Linked DNA regions of Homo sapiens: region 1 is linked to region 2. A link is a loop called in an ENCODE intact Hi-C map of the cell type or tissue named here. Cell type or tissue: endothelial cell of umbilical vein. All regions are shown on one strand. Links, peaks and the distances in the headings refer to the core of each region. The heading gives the core; the rest is flanking DNA.

Evidence for each region. Peaks named below come from ENCODE experiments on the same cell type or tissue, not always from the same donor. Only the 100,000 strongest peaks of a DNase experiment are listed, where the experiment ranks them.
Region 1: it touches region 2 in a loop (2.2-fold over the local background); 1 of 110 quality-filtered maps calls a loop at or near these places.

Annotation. Positions count from the first base shown.
Region 1 is chr1:163,820,517-163,827,508 of GRCh38, reverse strand. LOC124904447 (a long non-coding RNA gene) reads right to left here. Exons shown (of 2, transcript XR_007066704.1): 2 at 1,858-2,525. Among named protein-coding and RNA genes, the nearest start is that of NUF2, 500 kb to the right of the region's middle. In endothelial cell of umbilical vein, for the core only: no CTCF peak of the experiment used is centred there; a DNase peak (open chromatin) is centred at 3,288.
Region 2 is chr1:163,870,478-163,877,469 of GRCh38, reverse strand. No RefSeq gene overlaps it. Among named protein-coding and RNA genes, the nearest start is that of NUF2, 550 kb to the right of the region's middle. RefSeq lists an enhancer at 1,745-2,301. In endothelial cell of umbilical vein, for the core only: a CTCF peak has its summit at 3,146; a DNase peak (open chromatin) is centred at 1,739; H3K27ac peaks cover 1,103 bases.

The DNA of each region.
Region 1 (6,992 bases), core at 1,162-5,161, 50 kb after region 2:
CCTTCATATTTTTCTCTATGGAAAACCATTTTGTAGAAAATAATGTAGGCTAGAGTCTGGGGCTGGGCCTTGAAAAAGATACCTCTAAGAAATGCTGAGAAATAATTTCCTTAGTATGTCACCTAGGTTCATTTTCGTGTAATCTGGAATGTGTATGATTCGAATAGAAAAATAAAGAAAGACATAAAAGAGAAACAGAGAGGGAGAGAGCAGGAGGAAATGAAGAAGGAGGGAAAGAAGGAAGGAAGGAAGGAAGGAAAGAGGGAGGGAGGGAAAGAAGGAAGGAAGGAAGGAAAACCAAAATAAAGCAAAAAGATAAAAATAAACAAACAAAATCCCAATCCCATGAAATGCTTCCTCTGACCCCATGGGAAGGCTGGAAAAGCAGCTAATGACAACAATTTGTTGAGGAGCAGGCAGAATGAGCTAGGACAGCACTATTTTCTAGGTCTTAGGTGGGCTCCCCCACAGAAGACAAATCATCAAAGGGTAGTGGCTCCCATTTCCCAACCTCCCCACATTATGCACCACTGAATGCCTAAGGGAAAAGGAATAAATAGCCAGGTAGAGTTCAAACCAGAGAAAAATGGAAACCAGATTCTCTGAGGGAAAAACACAATCAACAACACAGCAAGCAGTGAGAGAAACCTGGAAAGCAGAAATGCTAAAGCAAGTGAGTGAGGCTCTTGCAAAAGGAAATTAGATATGAGCTGCCAGGTGATATAGCAGCTGAAAGGTCAGTGCTATTTTGGGCTGAATATGAAGAGGCTTCAGGCATCTCAGGACCAAAAAAATAAAAATGTACAAACTAGAGAGGGTTCAGAGAAAGGCAACAGCATTGATTAAAGAAGGGCGGTTGGCTTTGTGGTGAAAGATTAAAGGCATGAGATAGGCAGGTGCAGCAAGGGGAGTTGATGCCAATTGTATATTAATAGCACTTTGCGGTGACAAAGCACTCAACACTATGTTTGTTTCTTATCTCTCACATGCGTGTTCTCTCCTTGTAATGTATTCATTCATCCAATAGTCAGTTATTGACCATCTGCTTTGTGCCATTTATTGTGCTGGTAAGCTAAAGTTAAATAAGCTACAGCCTCCATCCTTGAAAAGCTCACTGGCTAAGAGAGACAATGACAAGTGGTAAGTGAAATGCCATGGGGTAAGTACTCAACAGGTAACATTAATTCAAGAAAAGAGATTATTGTTGTGTTGTAATAGGGAAGGGAAGGTTTAAAGGAAAGGCAATCTTTTAGCTGAATTTTGCAGAATGAATAGGTTTTCACAAAGTAGAATGGGCAGGGTGGAGGTGGGGAGAACATTCCAAGCAGAGGGAATAGCACAATTAAATGAATGGATTAAGGTGTATGGCCACACAAGGCTAAAGCCTAGAGTGTGGAGATAGAGCAAGGAAGGGATTTTTGTGAAACACGTTACGAAAGGAATCAATCATTTGTTAGAGTATGTTGGAACATGATGATTGACATATGCCTTACTAACAAACATCTTTGAAGGTCTACAATAAAACTCTGTGCTAGACATTATAGGAAATATAAAGGTAGAAATAACAGTTGCTGGCCTCAAGGAGCTTATTAATCAATTAACAAACATTTGTTGAAGTCCTACCATATTCCAGGTACTAAGCTAGAAAGTAAGAGGATTCATCTTGAATAAGAAAAGCTCCCAGAAAGCCTTCAACTGAGATGATGCCAATGGATCAATTATAGAAATTATTAATTATTCAAAAATACAATAGCAGTCCACAGATATTACAGTGTACCAGAGGTAGGGAGGGAGGACAGTATACAGCAACTTTCTGCTTATTATACCTATTGTGATAAAATAAACTCCAAATCTTAGTTGCTTAAAAAAACAATTTATTATCATGATAACACGTGATTCTGTGGATTTACTGGGCTAAGCTGGGTGGTTCTTGTCTTGGGTCTCAGGCAGTTACTGACAGATGGCAACTGGAACTGGAATCATCTACAGGCTTGACTAGGCTGGACATCCACAATGATTCCTTTACTCTTATGTGTGGTGATTCTGATGGGATGGCTGGCACAGCTAGGGGCTACCTAGGCATCTGTCTTTCTCCGTATGGTATCTTCACATGGCTACTTTGTACTTCTTCACAGCACAGTAGTCTCTCCCACAATAGTCTGAGATAGGTGGTCTCAGGCATCTCATATGACATTTGGATTTCCTCAAAGCATACGCTCCAAGAGCAAGTGTTTCTAGAGGCTGAGGAAGAATCCACAAGGCTTTTTATGAACTAACCTTGGACGTCATCCAATGCTACTTCCACCACATTCTATGGGTCAAGATGGAAGTCACAAGGACAACCTATTTAGGGCCTGATCATCAGGAAGCATGAGTTACTGGAAGGCCATCTTTGGAGACAAGCTACTATGGTTCCAAATGACAATAACGATTCCAAAGGAGGAGGGGTCACTGTGTAGAGGACTATTAGGGGGGCCACATCACTGAGGAGGTGCAGCTTAAATTGGAAGAAATGTGAGTTCCACCTAAGGAGAGAGAAGAAAGACCTCATGGTGAAATGAACATATACTCTCAAGAGGATCTGAGTTCAATTCATGCTTCTATCACTTCATAACCATGTACCTTTGGAAGTAATACCTCACAGGGTAGTTGAACAGAATAGCAAAAACATATATTAAAGCCTGGATCATAGCCAGAAAAAAATAGAAAGGAATTATTATTATTAATCACAAAAGAGGACATTCCAAGCTGTGTAAAAATTAGACACTAGGTACTTTGAGGACCCAATGAGTGACCTACAACATCACGTATTCAGAACGGGTTAGAAGAGGCATCGTATTACAAGAGGCTAGATCTCACAGCTTCTGCATTTGTCACAAATTATACTTCCTAAAATGTGTATTTGAAAAAGAATCTGGCCAGACAACATCATGGTATGATTAGAGAACAAAGAAAGATTGCTTTATCTCAAAATGTCATCTTCTCTAATTTGCCCAAGGGTCTTCCACTCCATCATAGGTAGTTCATTCCTCTCAGTTAAGATATCTTATTCCCTGGGGTCACCTATCACAATGGAAATACTCTGGAAGAGGTAATACCCTCAGATATCATCAATTACTCACAATGTATTATACACTTGAGATTACTTTTCAACAATAATAGTCAAGATATTCTAGGCTATGCAGTAGTAAAAACATTCCCACAATCTTCATTATTTTTTAACACAACAAAACTTACTCATTCATACAAATTCCCTTGCATGTCTGGGCAACTCTCCAGGGCAGCTGTCCTCCACGTGTTGAGTCAGTACTCTAGGCTGCTCTGATCTTATGGCACCTCCATATCAACACATGTTCCCATGATCACCACAGCAGAAGAGAAGCTAGAAGACTCATACACTGGCAAATAAATGTTCCTACAAGAAAGTGACATGTATCCCTTCTATTCACATTTTATTGGCTGAAGCAAGTTACCTGGCCATGCCTAGCTTCAAGGAAGTAGGAAATTATAAGTCCCTCATGTGCCCAGAATAACTGGATATCAATTAAAAATAATATGCATAGGGCATTGACCAAAGAAAAAATTCAAAAGAAAAAGAAATTAGGCTGTAATTGAAAATATTTTCAATAGTGAAGTGGAGAGGAAGAGTTAGGTACAAATTAGGAGGCAAATCTAATGGGTCAACATCATTGGTTCCTGAATACATAGACACACAAGGTAACATTCAGCTCCTAGTAGAGGAGGAGGTGTCAGAAATAGAGGTTTCTCAAAAGAAAAACAACTCAGCACCAGCTCTGACTCTTCCACTTTTAAGTATAAAGTCATTTGTCTTTAAACAGTGTTGTGATATTCATCATCATCAAAAAACCAACAGTCTAAAAGTAATCTTTTGCCAAAAATTAACAATTTGAGAGGGTATTGGGGTAGGTATTTCTGGCCAAAGGGTAGGTAGAATGAAATGAAGAAGCAGAAAACCAACAGTCTAAAAGGAATATGGGGGTAGATATTTCTGCCCAAAGAAGGGTTAGGATGAAATGAAGCAGCAGAAACTGGGCCAGAGTTGAAAATTCAGCAAAGAGACAGGCCAGTAAAAATAAAAGGTCATGTCTGGGATCAAGAGATAAAGTCATGAGAAATTTAAAAAGCAAGGATAATGGAAGCTGCTTTGAACTGATTTCAGTTCAGGGCTCTGGAGTGAAATAGGGCAGGATGGTGCTTCCTGAGAATGATGTCTTTGGGGAGGCAGCAGCAGGAAGAGGCTAGTGATCCAAATGGGAATCTACTAGGCTTATAATAGAAATATCCCAAATAATAGAAATATCTCAAATATCCCAAATAGTTCATCCCTCTAGTCCCAGGACTGCTGCCCAACACAGCCTCTGTGAACTTAGGAAGCTCTAAGGGCTTATCTCTGCAGCCCTGACAAGATTCCTACATGATTCACCCTTTAGCCCTAACTGACTGGGGTTATATTAAGTGAATAGCCAGCTGCTTTTTCTGCTTTAATTATTTCTATTTTGAAAATTTTCGACTTACCAAAAAAAAAAATGAGGAGATATTACAGAGAGTTCATATACATTCCCCCTGCACATACCAGTTTTCTCTATTATTTTCATCTTGCATATCTTACACTACTATGATATGTTTGTCACAATGAATAGTCCAATACTGATACATTATTATTATTAACTAATGAAAGGCAACTTTAAAGAAACCACTTCTAGGGTAGATACTGCATGATCTCACTCCTATGTGAAATCTAAAAAAGTTGATCTTATAGAAGTAGAGAGTAGAATAGTGATTACCAGAGGTTGGAGGGTGAGGAATGGGGGGATGATAAGAAGAGGTTACTCAATGGGTAGGAAGTTATAGTTACATAAGAGAAATATGTTCTGATGGTTTTTTGCACAGTAGGGTGACTATAGTTAACAATAATGCATTGTATAATCCAAAATAGCTAGAAGAGAAGATTTTGAATACTCTTACCATGAATAAATTGTTAATGTTTGAAGTGATAGACATACTAATGATACTGATTTTATCATTATACAATGTATATAGGTATTATAAACATCATACTGTACCCTGTAAGTATGTACAATTATTATGTATCAATTAAAAACAAAATACAAATTTTAAAAAACCTACTTCAGTATATACTCTAGAGACTGATAATGATCATAGTGTCTATTTTTAAGTGAAGTAGAAGGGGTTATGAAAGAGTTAAACTTTACACATAAAGAATGGAACATTTCAACAATCTTGTCTTTGATAGGCAAAGAAAAACAAGAGCAAAATCACATACAGAAAGAAACTCTAGGATCAATATGAGTATTATTTATGCACTAAAGTTCAAAGTCAGTGAGACAGAATAAAATAGGCAGGACTCTCAAGAGATTGAATTCACGATATCTTTAAAAAAGAAATAAAGAAAGAAAAACAGAAAAAAAAAAAGCCTAGTCACCAGGGAGGACTTTCAGACTACCTGTGCCAACTCTCCTCAAATGCTGGTTTTGGAGACTTTTGGCCTATAATTTCTAATAGTTCCTGTAGACTTTGGCCTATAGTACACTAACAATGAATTCAGTAGCTTGTTCCCACAGGTGGGATCTGGAATTACTCATGTTGCTCCAGGCTGGGTATTTGATCATCACAGGTGAATCTCTGGATACTTGTGTATCTTCTAAGCTGAAGCTTTCTCCACTAACACCCAAGATGTTTGCATATCTTAAACCTTTCCATCATGATTTACTTGTTCAACCCTCCCCTGACACCCTAGCTTGCTTGAATGATGATGCCATGGGTCTTCCCACATGTTTCACCAAAGAGCCAGACTTTGTCCCCACCTGTAGCTGCTGCTTGGGAGTACTGTTTCAGGCCAGGTAGACCTCCTATAGGAGGTCAAATAGACAATTATATTGCTTTTCCGATGGAATATTACTATTTCCAAAAATACCTGCAGCAATTCTTACCTATTTGTTGAGTATCCACAACAGTTGAGATCAGACCTAAGATCACTATATCCATGTGGTCACTGTAATCCAAACTGCTGACTGCCTTCCTTTGTGTACAAACCTGACCATTTCTAGAAAGTCTGACATCACAACACAAGTATACAGCACTATATGATTGACCCGAGCAGATCCAGAAACACAGATCAGCACCAAAGGCTATGTAGGAGGATTACTGCTAGAGTTCATAAGAGAGGCCAGGGGGCACAAATATGGTATAATGATTAGGGAAAGTCATTGATAAGGAGAGATTCTGGTGGTAAATAGAGTTTAGGAATAAGACGAAAAGGAGGCCTTCCAAAAAAGGATTAGTTATCCTTGTCATTTCTCAGGACCTCCATTGAAAGTTACTGGTAGTGACTCAGCAACTGCCCTAAGTATCCAAATCACTGCTCTAAAGCATCAGAGTCGCTTGTCCCTAAATTTCATCTCATCTAGTTTTTGGCACAAACCATAAGATCACTCACTTTAAACATTTATCTTACATTTTCAGTTTTTAGTCATGCTTCTATTTCATTAGTGGAAAAATATGAGAGCCCTCCAGTGGCCAAAAATAAAACCTATAAATTTATATCATCTTTAAGTAAAACCTCTTTAGCCTTGTGGAAGAAAAAAAAAAAAGTTGTATCTGTATTTCAAAACCTAAGAGTTCAGTGATAGATAAGGTGGGACTTTTATTATTGTTCCATTGACTCACAAATAAGTTGAATCATTCTTACCATGGCTAAGGAGAGGCACAACATTGGAAAAAGAATCAGAGATAAAACATTACAACACATAGAAAAAAACCTCCTGGTATAATTTCTTAAATGGATATTTGTTTTGTAAAAATAAAGCAACAACAAAGAAGAGCTAACATTCATTAAGGTCAAGTTAAAGAACTCATATAAAGAAGAACTTGGATTCCTCTCTTTGAAGATATAAATCTGTAGCCATGAGGAACTGCTCCTAAATCCTAATAGGGATTTATATAGATATATG
Region 2 (6,992 bases), core at 1,175-5,174:
ATATGGAACATAGACTTCAAGGGATGCCTGACTCTTGTATGTGTGCTAAATGGCTCATTGTTTTAGCTTCTTGTCTGTGTTTCTCTTTCTGATTTTAATAAAATTGGTCCAAAAGGAGTCATAGTTTCTATAATTGGATTTTCTTGAGTTTCCTCTATACTTACATCATCACTTTCTTCCCTATTTTCTTCCCATGGCATAGGTCATGGAGACTAGGGACAATATGGTTTCAATTTTACCCTGTGGCTTACTAGCTATGTGACCTTGAGTAACCCACTTTACTTCCAGAGGCTCCTTTTTCTTCCTGATAAAGTAGAGATAGTCACATTTAACACATAAGTTTGCTGTCCAAGTGATGCTCAAATAAGTCTATTAATGTAAAGCCCATGCATGGACCTGACTCATAATAGATCTTCAATAAGTAATGTGTTTTAGGGCCCAATCAGAGCCAGGATCCTTCTTGCTGCAAATACAGGATGCCACACAGTAGACAGCCTATACACATTCTTCAAGCACCAGGAAGGAAAGCACACTAACAACAACAAAGCAAAAGTTTTGAGAAAAAAAAACAGTGTATCTATTTCAAAAGCATAGTAGTCATTGTGAGAAAAAGTAGAATTTTGACGGAGTTCCTCACCGTTATCTTATGTTAAATCAGGGATGTGTGAGGTCGGAAGCAGCAGCATTGTTTTAGTTCTTACAGCTGTTAAAGGTCTTAAGCCTGCTTAATAGACAGGTGGAAACTTTGCCTTGCGGTGAGTGCTAAAAAGTGATGCCCTTCCCCAGACAACAGTTCTGCATGCTTAGGCTCTCCCTCAAAAAGGGTGACATGGCAACAGTGAAAAATGTCAGTTCTCTGACTTACTAGATAAAAAAAGCCAATGTTTACTGAGCACCAATTATGTGTCACAGTTTACATGCATCATTCAATTTAGACCTCACTGATATTCCTGCCTTGGCACATAAGAAAACTCATGCTTATGCATATAGAGCTATGGGCCATGGGTTATACAGCCACCCAGGTAGAGAATGGGATTTGAAGTCTAGCATTTCCAGTTCTGGAGCCTGAATAGAAAGGGTTAAACCTCTCTATTCTAACCTCTGTGCTAGACAATCATACTGTTTTCCCAGGGCAAATGGCAATTACCGAGGCGGTCTGTATTAATGTCATTTAGGGCAAATCATGTTTCCAGACTGTTTTTTCCAGTGTAAATCTCACATGGATGAAGAAAATACATGACAAAGAAAATGAAGCCAGAAGAGGGAAGCGGGTAGGAGGAAAGATTGCACAAACTTAGGAAGAATTTGCAAAATGAGACAACATAGCTAACCACTGCCACGAAGCTACATTAGGAGGACTGATGAAGTAAGTGGTGTAGCTGGGCCCTGTTCCTTGGAGGAAGGAGCTTTATAAATAACCGAGGCTACTTTCTCTTTAAAAGAGAATTAAATGAATGTTGATTGTTTGCTTAACTAGCACAACGTGACCTTTATTGCTAGTGATTTTTTTTCTTCCGGTAAAAGGCAAGACCCTTGAGATCATAGGGCATCTCCAACATGTGGAGCTGCCCAGAATTTGTACTGAGGGTCCCCAGAAAACCATCTTGGTCCCAGACAACCTCACCCAGGCAAGCATGTGAAGTACATGGGATAGCAAAGGGCTGGGTGCCATGGCATTTGTTTTTCATTGAATAGGATTAGGGATTTTGACATGAATGATTAATCACCACATTGCAGACGGCTGACGAACGCAGGAAAGAGTCCACTGGAAATGGAGGGTGCACGCAATCTATTCCAAACAGCTGCCGGGTGTTCCCATCCCTTCCGCCCTCCCTACTCTTGTCTCAGGTTCCTCCCTCCTTGTTTCTTTCACATTCTCTTTCTTCCTTTTCTAAGTCATTTTGTTTCCTCTCGCTCTCTCCTTTTCTTTCTTTCACAATCATTTTCTTTCCACCCCAGCCCATCTTAATTGATGTTGATTTTCTCTTTTCTTTCCAGCATCACGCACCTTTTGTCTTACTTACATACTGAGCCTGTTATCCAGGCCTGAAGCCCCAAGGGAGAACACCCTGAGGGCTTTGTACAAGCAGGCAACATTTGAAAGTATTAGGCTAAATTGCAGCTTTCCGTATCACACCCTTATGTACAAGGGCAGTGAAGAGGAAAGTGGCCATCCGCTGACTGAAGAACATGAACAGAATTAGACAAAGCCACATATATACAGTTTTATGTAAAGAGCATAGTAGTAGAAAGAGGATGTGTATGGCCACCTGTCTCGAGTCCTGAAGGCTTCAAGTGACTCCTTCCTCCATGTTTGCTATAGTTTGTTAATCTTCTCTTTTACTTTAAAATGGTGTTTCCTTTTAACCATTTGGGTTTTAGAAAGCTGTGTTTGCTGTAATTCTCCTTCGAAAAATTATACCCTCAGAAATCCTTGAGTCTTTACAGCCTAGAGCAAGAACTCTGGAGTCTGATTTTCTTGTTTGATTCCTGGCTTTACACTTTATAGTGGTGATACCCTAAATCGGTGGTTCTCCGCAGTTAGCATGCATCAGAACCAGTGGGGACATTTGTAAAAATGCAGACTGCTACTTTCCACCACTAGAGTTTCTGATTCATGAAGACTAGAATGGGATCTGAAAATCTGCTTTTCTAATAAGCTTCCAAATGATCTTGATGCTGTTGGCCTGGGAATCATACTTTGAGGACCTTTTCCCTAAAATGACTTTCTTGGTCTCCATGCTTGTGGTTCCTTCCATATTTATAAATTCAAGTAAGATTTGTGACCTAGCATTAATAGTTTAGGAAATTGAAGATGGTTCTTAGAGAAAGAAAATGCTACCACCAAAACTGACCAAATATCAGCAATGAGTGTAATGTATCCAAGAAAGTCATCTATGACAAAGCTGTAAACTGCTTCTTAGTCCTCCAGAATCTTTTTTTCATACACATCTATTGATAGATCCCTCTCTTCTCTGTACCATACCAAATGAGTATCTCCCTATCTACCCTTCTCTCAGATTCTTCATTTACAAGTGATTAAAAAAAAATTAACTAGCCAAGCCAAACAAATTAGCAAGCTGTAAGAACCTCCCTCCTCCTGCCCAAAGTGCAGTGTGACTGCCTGCCACCAGGAGTCCTCTTAGCAGTCTGGGATCAATTAGTAATTGTAATTGAAATCGATCATCATTAATGATATAACTTTGGGCTGTTGAAGGTTGATTTCACTAGAATTACATCACAAAACCAGAGGCATTACAAAGAATTGCTGGCAAAAGGAAAATTGGAAAAAACAAACAATCCATAAGCACTGACTCAAGTTGGATGGTCAAGTTGGCCCCTCTGCTTTTATAATCCATTTGTTTCATTATACACAGATGTGGCTTTTCATGCATGGGGTAACATCTGTAAAGGTTTTTAATTAACTGATTAGCAATCAGCTGGCTTGAAACAGATAAGGTATAAGCTTTGTAAATGCCATCAGGTCCTTAAAACAAAGGGCTCTAAACCCAAGGCTGGCTTTGCAGACACCAATCCAACAGTCCCAAGGCTTTTGAGGGAGCTCACTTCTTACAAACTCACATCAAGCAACCCTGTCTATACTGCTGACTCCACTTTATGTAAAGCTAGCCCTGTGGGAGACATTGTCTCAACACAGGTGAGAGTCTTCCTTGAGCATAAGCTTGGAAGGGAGATTGAAGAACATTTGCCTTTGATGAGGAAATATGATCTTAAAGCCCATGGATAGGTGACTGCTGTAATGTACATGGTCTCAAAAAGCTGAGCTGTCACATTTAGCTAATGGATGGAAGCATGAAAAACTTTGGAAATATCAAAGCTTAACGTTTTTCCAGTAACATTAATTCACTTATCCTGTACATAATTTTTTGAGATTACTCATTAAGCTGTTAAAATAGCTTTATATAGAATATGAAAAATATGGTTGCTTGTACGTGACTAAGAGTCTCTCAGGCTTTGTATCTCCTAACATTTTTTTTTTAGTATAAATTTGTACCTGAGTGCTTTATTAACATAGCTTTTTGCATATAATTTCCCTAGTGGTTTTTTGTTTTAAAAGAAAGTATGACTGGAGCAAAGGAACTGCCAGTATTTAATAATGTTTGTATTTAAATATTCTACATAGAATTTGAAGTTAGTACAGTGAGGGAGTAACTTTGTGAGGGGAAGGTACAGATTACCATTTTACTCTTGCTGCCATGTATTTGAGGCTTTTTTTAAATCAGGGGAACTTGAACCAAAAAGGGAAGAAAGCTTGGTGTAAGATATAGTTTCTTTCCCACTCTCAACTACCCACCAAGATCTTTCTTATAAACTGTTTGTAGTTAACCCAGAAACTTCCCTGGCTAAAGTCCACAGACTGGAAATGAGTGTTCCCATCTCTGCCTCTGTCATCAGAACCTGGCCCTACTGAAGCCATTAACACCACTGCCTTGCTCTCTGTCACATGAACATGGTAGAAAATGGATTAATCTGAGAGTGGGTAGAAACTGAGGTGTAGCAGAATTTCACACAACTCGGGAATGTCACCGAAGTTTTCTTAGCGTAAATTTTCTCATATGCCTGGTGAGAAATTGTAAATCATAAAATTGTGTCGAATATGAAATTGAGTTACAAGTACATGAAAATGCCTACAAAAGTTTGTTTTGTTCACCTTCGTCTCTTTCCCCAAACTCCTCACTAAAGAAATTCTTTTCTGCAACCAGAAAAGAATTCAATATTAGGAAAGGTGTAAGAGATGACATTTGCATACCCTGGAGTGCATGGAGCATAGATAATTCTTTATTACACATCATAGTCTGTAGCCTCCCAACGCTGTTCCAACTATATCTGGATGCAGTAAATTTTAACAATTCTCATTAAAGATTAAATTTAACACAGCGACAAAAGTTTATTTGCACTAAGCCTAATGCAGTGTTCATTGTAACTGAGTAGAATCTCACTTTGGGGAAGACGGACTTGAAAATTTGTCATCCACTGTCAAAAGGACAAGGAAATCTACTATCTTTAATACATATAGTAAAAACCTCGAGCGCAGATTAAGGTTCCTTGGAGTCTAGGAAGGGCGCCCCATGCTAGACTGAAGGCCTGTTCAGGATAAGGTTGCCTAACAACTGAGTTCTCCAAGGGAAATGCTGTCAGAAAGCTTGCTTGTCCTCTGTCAGGACAAATTTAGACATTAGGCTTAGGAAAGATGGGCCAATTGCTTAAATAAAATTTGGGAGGATATCCAATTTGAATTTACAGGGACAGTGCCAATTATGTTAGTTACACATAAAGCCGAACTTCTCCTAAGAGCAGCTTGGAATTCTCACTGTGTTCCCTCCCATCCAAAGAAATTATGAGTAAAAAAATAAATAAAATCCAGTTGAATTAAGTCATGAAAAAAAATTGTTCTAATTTTCAGAGTAAACATTGATTTTAAATTTTCCAACCCCCTTCTCTGACCACAAAAAAAGAAACACAAATACTTGTTTCCAGAGACAACACTCATTTCCAGCGTTTGCTCTAGAAAACCGGACTGAAAAAAGCAGCTCTTCAGGTAGGTTTGGCAATAAATTTGAAGCACTGAACACCAAAGACCCTCCTCCCATCTTTATTTTTTCTTGATATCAAGACATTTAGGAAAGTTTTGTGATTTTTTTTTTTTAATTTGGGAATTTCTAGCATGTAGCAAAATGCCAAGCCCAGAGTTCATGCTCAGTAACCATTTTGTGAATGAATAGTTAAAATATGTAAGGTACTTACCAACTTCAGTTCTCTGCTTCATTTTACTTAAGTACATATAATTAGGGGCATTTGTGTGTGTAGGAGGCTATTTGTGTGTAATGGAACATATGGACACATTTTAATGATTGTGTCCTCAAATAAATTGATATTATCACTTCTATCACTTCTTTCTCAGGAAATTAAAGTTTACATGGTCATGATACATTATTTGCCATAGCCTTTTACTGAAAAGTACAAAGTGAACCATTGTGTTTTAATTCCAACAGATTTGAAAAGTAAGATTTTCTTATTTCTTAACATTTTCTTTGTTTTTCACAAATTTATTTACCTACACCTGATGTTATAATAGGTGGTAGTATACTCCTTATGTATAAAATATATATTATTTAATTGGGCAAATATGTCTATAAGATCCATTGAAAGATAACAGTACCCTGTCCCAACCATCCGCAGCCCACCCCAAGGTCCACACTCAAAAAGCAGTTATTGTCAACCTTTTTAAGCAATTTCTGTTGAAACTGATTTCCATGCTGTATTATAACCTGCTTATATTACTTATAACCTGATGTTTTAGCTTTGCATTTTTAGACATTACTTTTTGATGTCCTAGCAGACGAGGCTTGAGTTCATTCCCCTATGCACACACATTCACACACAGAAATGCCATTCCCCATCTTTCCCAATGTAATCATTTCACAATTATTAAGTGAAATCTATAGCCAATGTTTTTTCATTGACAGATAAAATTGAATGTATTTATTGTGTACAAAATATGTTTTGAACCATTATGTAATGGTTAAATCTACTTGACAAATGCATTGCCTTACATAGTTATCATTTTTGTGGTGAGAACACTTAGCATTCACTCTCTTTGCGTTTTTCAGGAATGTAATACATCACCATTAAATATGGCACTGAATTGTAGTCACTGTGCTGCATAATAGATCTCCTAAACTTATTCTTCCTATCTAATTGTAATTATGCATCCTTTATCAACATTCCCCCAGCCTCTTCTCCTGCCTAAACGCCCAGCCTCTGGTAATCACTGGATATAGTTTGGATATGTATCCTCTCTTAAACTCCTGTTGAAATGTAATTCCCAATGTTGGAGGTAGGGACTGGTGGGATGTGACTGGATCAAGGGGATGGATCTCTCATAGCTTGGTGCTGTCCTCACGATAGTGAGTTCTTACAAGATCTGATGGTTTACAAGGTGTGGCACCTCCCCTCTACTCTGGTCTTGC